Regions from separate parts of the Homo sapiens genome. Here region 1 is linked to region 2. Evidence: read pairs that join two places in POLR2A ChIA-PET (ENCODE). Cell type or tissue: PC-3. All regions are shown on one strand. Links, peaks and the distances in the headings refer to the core of each region. The heading gives the core; the rest is flanking DNA.

Evidence for each region. ChIA-PET counts read pairs that join two places held together with the same protein. Peaks named below come from ENCODE experiments on the same cell type or tissue, not always from the same donor. Only the 100,000 strongest peaks of a DNase experiment are listed, where the experiment ranks them.
Region 1: POLR2A ChIA-PET joins it to region 2 with 6 read pairs; 5 of 35 experiments call an interaction of 5 or more read pairs at or near these places.

The regions. Positions count from the first base shown.
Region 1 is chr3:108,158,568-108,161,495 of GRCh38, forward strand. IFT57 (intraflagellar transport 57) reads right to left here. Exons shown (of 11, transcript NM_018010.4): 11 at 2,245-2,928. Among named protein-coding and RNA genes, the nearest start is that of LINC01215, 35 kb to the left of the region's middle. In PC-3, for the core only: no CTCF peak of the experiment used is centred there; a DNase peak (open chromatin) is centred at 1,484.
Region 2 is chr3:108,231,236-108,234,163 of GRCh38, forward strand. No RefSeq gene overlaps it. Among named protein-coding and RNA genes, the nearest start is that of IFT57, 10 kb to the left of the region's middle. In PC-3, for the core only: no CTCF peak of the experiment used is centred there; no DNase peak of the experiment used is centred there.

The DNA of each region.
Region 1 (2,928 bases), core at 193-2,692, 73 kb before region 2:
TTTTACTTGTCCAGCAAACCAATGACTATAAAATTATTAAAGTTGCATCCAATGGACCACAGAATTTTGAGAGTGAAATACTATTTCAACAAATTGATTAGCTATTTGATTCAGAGAGAGACTGACTTCCATATAGAGCGCATAATCTTTAAGAACTATCATTTTTAAACTATTATTTTGAAATAATTTCAGATTATAGAAAAGTTTTAAAAAGTACAATTGAGTTCAGTATTTCCTGCTCCCACATTCCCAAAATGTTAGCAATTTCCTACATTTTTTTCACTATCCTCTCTGTATATGTATGAATATACAAACACACATACCTTTTTTTTTCCTGAACCATTTGAGAGTAAGTTGGTGACAGGGTGCCTCTTTAGAATCAAATACATGTGTGTATTGTTAAAAGTATATTATCTTATGTACAGCATAAATATCAAGAAATTAACATTAATACTATTATCCAATCCACAGGTCTTCAAAATTTTCCTGTTGCACCAATAATATCCTTTATAACAGGGGTCCCTAACTCCTGAGGCCATGGACCAGTCCCAGTCCCATTCCCAGTCCCTGGCCTGTTAGGAATTGGACCACACAGCAGGAGGTGAGCAGCGGGCCAGTGAGCAATACCGCCTGAGCTCTTCCTCCTGTCAGATCAGCAGCATTAGATGATTAGATTCTCATAGGACCGGGAACCTTATTGTGAACTGCACATGCGAGGAATCCAGCTTGCGTGCTCCTTATGAGAATCTGACTAATGCCTGATGATCTAAGGTGGAACAGTTTCATCCCAGAATCATCCCCGCCCCCTTGCCCCTGGTCAGTGGAAAAATGGTCTTGCACAACAGGGGTCCCTGGTGCCAAAAAAGTTGGGGATGACTGCTTATATTATATATATATATATGTGTGTGTGTGTGTGTGTGCACGCACATATATATGCTATATATTATATATATACACATATGCAGACACACTAAAAATATTCATATTTTTTCCTTTCCTGGCCCAGGGTCCAATCTGGAATCTCCTGTTGCATCTAGCTGTCTTATCTCTTTAGTCTCCTTTGCTCTGGAACTGTTCCTTAGAACTTTTCATGACATTATTTTTGAGGAATATAGGCTATTTTATACAAATCCCTCAGTTTGGATTCATCTGATATTTCATGAGTAGATTCAGGTTATGCATTTTCAGCAGGAACCATGTAAGTGTGTGCTCTTCTCAGCAGGCCTATGGTCTCTATTTGTCCCATTACTAGTGGTGTTAACTATTATCACCTAAAGTGGTATCTACCAGGTTTCTATACTGTAAACAACTTTTTCCTTGTAAAATGTCTTACATAATTCAAGACTATGTAAATATCCTGTTTCTATCAAACTTTCACCTACCAATTTTAGCATCCACTGATGAGTCTTGCCCAAACAATTACTACCATGGTAGATGCCATGTGGTGATTTTCTAAATCCAGCATTCCTTTTACATGAGCAGGAAGACCTTTCTCACCTCTCCATTTATTCTTTCATTCATTTATATCTGTGTGGACTTGTGGTTTCTTATTCCATGTGTTATTATTTATTACTATGACGATTGACTTTGATGCTCAAATTGTTCCAGATTGGCAGATGGTAAACCCTCAATCTGCTGTGTCCTTTAGATACTTCCCATCATTATTTAAGTACTTCCTTTCTGGCAAAGCAAGTATTTTAGACTCACCTTGTGCTTTTCCTGTTGCAGCCCAGGAATCAGAAATCTAAGACTTCCTTTTTTTTTTAAAGAAGAGAATTTAGACATCAAGATCTGAGTGCCCACAGTTGTAATTGGGCTGTCACTGCTACTAGGCTCTATCAGAGGACACAACTAGGAAATATGTGTGTGTGTATTACTACATGTTAAATATTTCTATATTTCTATTAATCTATACTTACTTTTAAAAACCCATGAGTTCATACTGATGTTTCTAATTCTAATCCAATACCATAGGAAAAGAACCCATTGTTTTTAATCGCTATCTTGAAACTATACCAAGCACACAGGCTTAATGTCATTAAACTCTTCATGCTATAGAATGGGAGCTAGAAGGTATCCTGGATCCACACAGTGCCAGTCATCTACTCATCCATTTACTAACTCAATACATTTACTAGACACTTTCTATGTGCTGGGCACCTGGCAAGGAATACGGAAATAAAAGACTTTGTCCTATCCTAAAGTAGCTCAATTCATTAGGTAGGATGGAAGAAAATAACAATATAGTATAATAAGCTCTTTATTCAAGGTATGCACAGTGTTCTATAGGAAGAGAGGAGGAGCACAGAACCCAAGCTGAGTTAACTGGAATATTTCAGAGAAGGAAGTAAAAATAGGTGGCTTATACTACTCATTGCAAGAATTTTTAGATTTTTTACATGTCTGCATAAATAATGGGTGTACTTTGCTTCTGATTGAAATGCATTTTAAGGAGAGTTCTGATTTATCTAAAAGCGTTCTCTGCATTGATTGAATTCATCAAAAAACTACTCAGCCATGACAACAGCCATGAAAATAAATTCCCAGGACCAAAGGTTTTCAGTTTTTGTATTAGACTCCTCCCAAAGACCACACAGGAAAAGAGCAACTTCAGATTTTAAAAAATGCTTATTTTCCCATGGTGGGTTTTCTGCCTTTTTTTTTTTAAACAAATTAAATAAACTGGCATATTTGTCATTGTATTGATTGTCATCCTTTCAGGTAGTTTACATACACTTTCTCCTGTCTAAACTTATCTTAAACTAAAGAGAGGTCTAGTAAGGAAAGGGAAAGATCTGTGTATGTGAGCATGTTGGGGAATACATCTAGAAAGAAAAAGCTAAGAAAAAAATAATAATATTCAGTGGAGAAAAGTATTAGGGTAAAAAATAACTTTTTAAAATTATTTTTGTTGTCCTAAACATAAAG
Region 2 (2,928 bases), core at 219-2,718:
CTATCTCTCCATTTCATTTTTTGCCATGTGAGGACACAGCAAGAAGGTCCGTGCTAGATGCCAGCACCTTGATATTGGATTTCCTAGCCTCCAGAACTCTGAGCTAATAAATTTCTGTTTATTATAAATTACTCAGTCTCAGGTATTCTTTTAGAGCAGCACAAAATGAACTAAGACAGCTCATGTGGTCCATTTCTAGACTTCAAACTTCAAACTGACTTCAGTAGATATTTTTGCTTATTTTTATGCTGTCTAAAACTGTTTTTGTGGCTTTAGAGTAAGATTTGCTCTTTGGTAGAACAACCCACCTTTTCCTTTCTCTCAGTCTTCTTGATTACTGTACATTTATTTTTTAAGATGAACTATAAATGTATTTAATCTTGAAATATATACTCTAAATATACTTTTAATAGATAATATTGAGCATATCATCCAGGGATACAGTGTGTACTATCTGAGTCTCTTATTGGGCTAAGAAGGTCACAGAAGAACTCATTTTTTTTATTATTACATTGACATTTTATTTTAAAACAAACACTTGCTATTTTCCTTATGCTAGTAAGTTAGCACTGTAGAGTATGAAAATTTCATATTTTACTTTCTGAAGGCAAGAACAGACTATTACACTGTGAAAGATTTTAATCTCCTCAGCTTCTTGAAGGAAGAATAATACTTCTGAAATGGGAAGAGGGAGCTTTTATAAGTAAAATTAGAAATGCCTCAGAGGATCTTGCTCTTTCAAAGGAAACACCAACTTTTTTTATAAAATAAAAAGCAAAAGATCTTTATTCTTGCTTGGAATACAATGACGGCTTCCTTATAGTTTTCCCTCCAGATCTACCCCTCTTTCAGTCTTTTGTCTACATTGTTCCCAAAGTAATCTTCCTGAAATGCAAATATGGACATGCCTCTGTACTACCCGACATTCTTACATGGTTCCCCTATTCAGGACAATATTCAGTTTTCTTAGCTTGCTGTGTAAACGCCAGGGACAGATTCAGGCTTTGTGGGGCTTGAAGCTTATACAGTTGGTAGGGGTGGGGGTGAGGGAGGCATAATTTTTAATAAAAAATACCAAATTTTGAATTTGAAATCAGCTACAGTACTTTGGAAGGGAGCATGCAAGTAAAGCTCCCTGGAACATAAACTGCGCTACTCTCTTGGTACATCTGCCTCTACTGGGGAATTGTTTTATCATCTGAAATGAGGTGAGGTTACCAGATCAATAAATAATGACCAAGATAGGCTGGGCATGGTACCTCATGCCTATAATCCCAGTATTTTGGGAGGCTGAGGCAGGAGGATTTCTTGAGCTAAGGAGTTCAAGACCAGCCTGGGCAACAACCAGTTAAGACCAACCAACTCTGTCTTAAATAAATAAATAACAACCAAGGTAAAGTAACTATCCAACAAGCTGACATTGCTTATAGCCCAGAGATCTCTGACTAGAATTCAAGAGTTAAGGTGGCTGCATATAGCCAGGATGGTGCTTCCTATCAAGAAACAGACTTGCTGACCCTTTATTATAGTCATCATTAAAAGGAGAATATTATGCTCATAGTTTTAAGACTAAATTGTTTTCATATAGGTTCAAGTTTGGCCCTTAAATCACCTAATTAAATAAAATTAGTTAAATTACTTTCCTGTGATTTGAGATTGCAACCCTCTACCCAGGCAGCAACTAACTTCCTGTATTAATCCTTTATTATCTGTTTGAAACATTTATTTAACAATCTTCCTGTCTGGCTGAGTCACAATTCTTAATGATATTTTAATGGTGGCTGATTGGATTCTGTATCTTTTACACCTTTGTCTGGCTCTGCAGTCAATACCACTAAAGTCATGCTAATGGCCCTATGATTAACCCCTCATGCCAGACAAGGGGTCTTCCCCAGTTGAAACTGGAGAAAATTTAATGATAGGAATGCTACACATATTCTGTCGTCATTTTGTCCTACCCTATATAATTATCCTCTCTTCATACTGTAAATTTTAGTCCTCCCTTTTGTTTCCTCTATAGCCTCTTAAAAAAAAAAAAAGCAGTGATTTCTTATTCTTTTATCTTTTGTGACCTTTCTCAAAGTATTTATGTTAGGTTGGGTCCTCCAAGAAGCAGAGGCCAAAATGGGATTAGATATGTAAAAATTTTATTAGGCTATTTGCCTGGGATAGAACATGGGAAGGGACCACAGTCAGATTTTGATGCAAGGCTGTTCACAAGTGAAGAGTAAAGGGAAGCAAGCTTGGGTGGAAGTGCTTGCTTTATGCTGCCATGCAGTCTAAGGGCTCCCACTTAAAGCTGGCAGCCTTCTGCATCATCCTATATATGGGCCAGATCAATATTCTTAGGTTTGGAATCTGTTACCTCCAGAAACCAGAAAGGCTTTCAAAATGCTGTGCTTCTTTCTTTGTGTAGGAGATGCAAGATACAATAGTTTGTCTTTTATTTTGGAGAGGTTGTCTCAGCAGGCCCCCAATCACTGCATCCCCAAAACTTAACTGAAGTGACTGCACCTGACTCTTTGTTGGGTTAATTTCTCATGCTCTAGAGTGCACGCGTCTTACCGAGGCCTCTAGCATACTAATCACCTCTTGCTCCCACTCAATCAGCATCATGTCACAGATATAATGGGGCAGTGTCATGTTCTATGGAATGTCCTGGAGGTCCAAATCTCTTCGGACTCTGTTATGACAGAGGACAGGACAGTTAACACAGCTCTGAGGAAAACTTTAAATAGATAGTGTCTATTCCTGTGAATGCAAACTGTTTCTGATCCTCTTTCCTGATTGGGCTTAAATAGAATGCATTCACTAGATCAGTGCCTGCATAATGTGTATCTGAGGACATATTTGTTCTATCAAGGATACCACGCTGGGCACAATAGCTACAAACTAGGATACTTCTTGGTTGATTCTGTAATAGTCTAC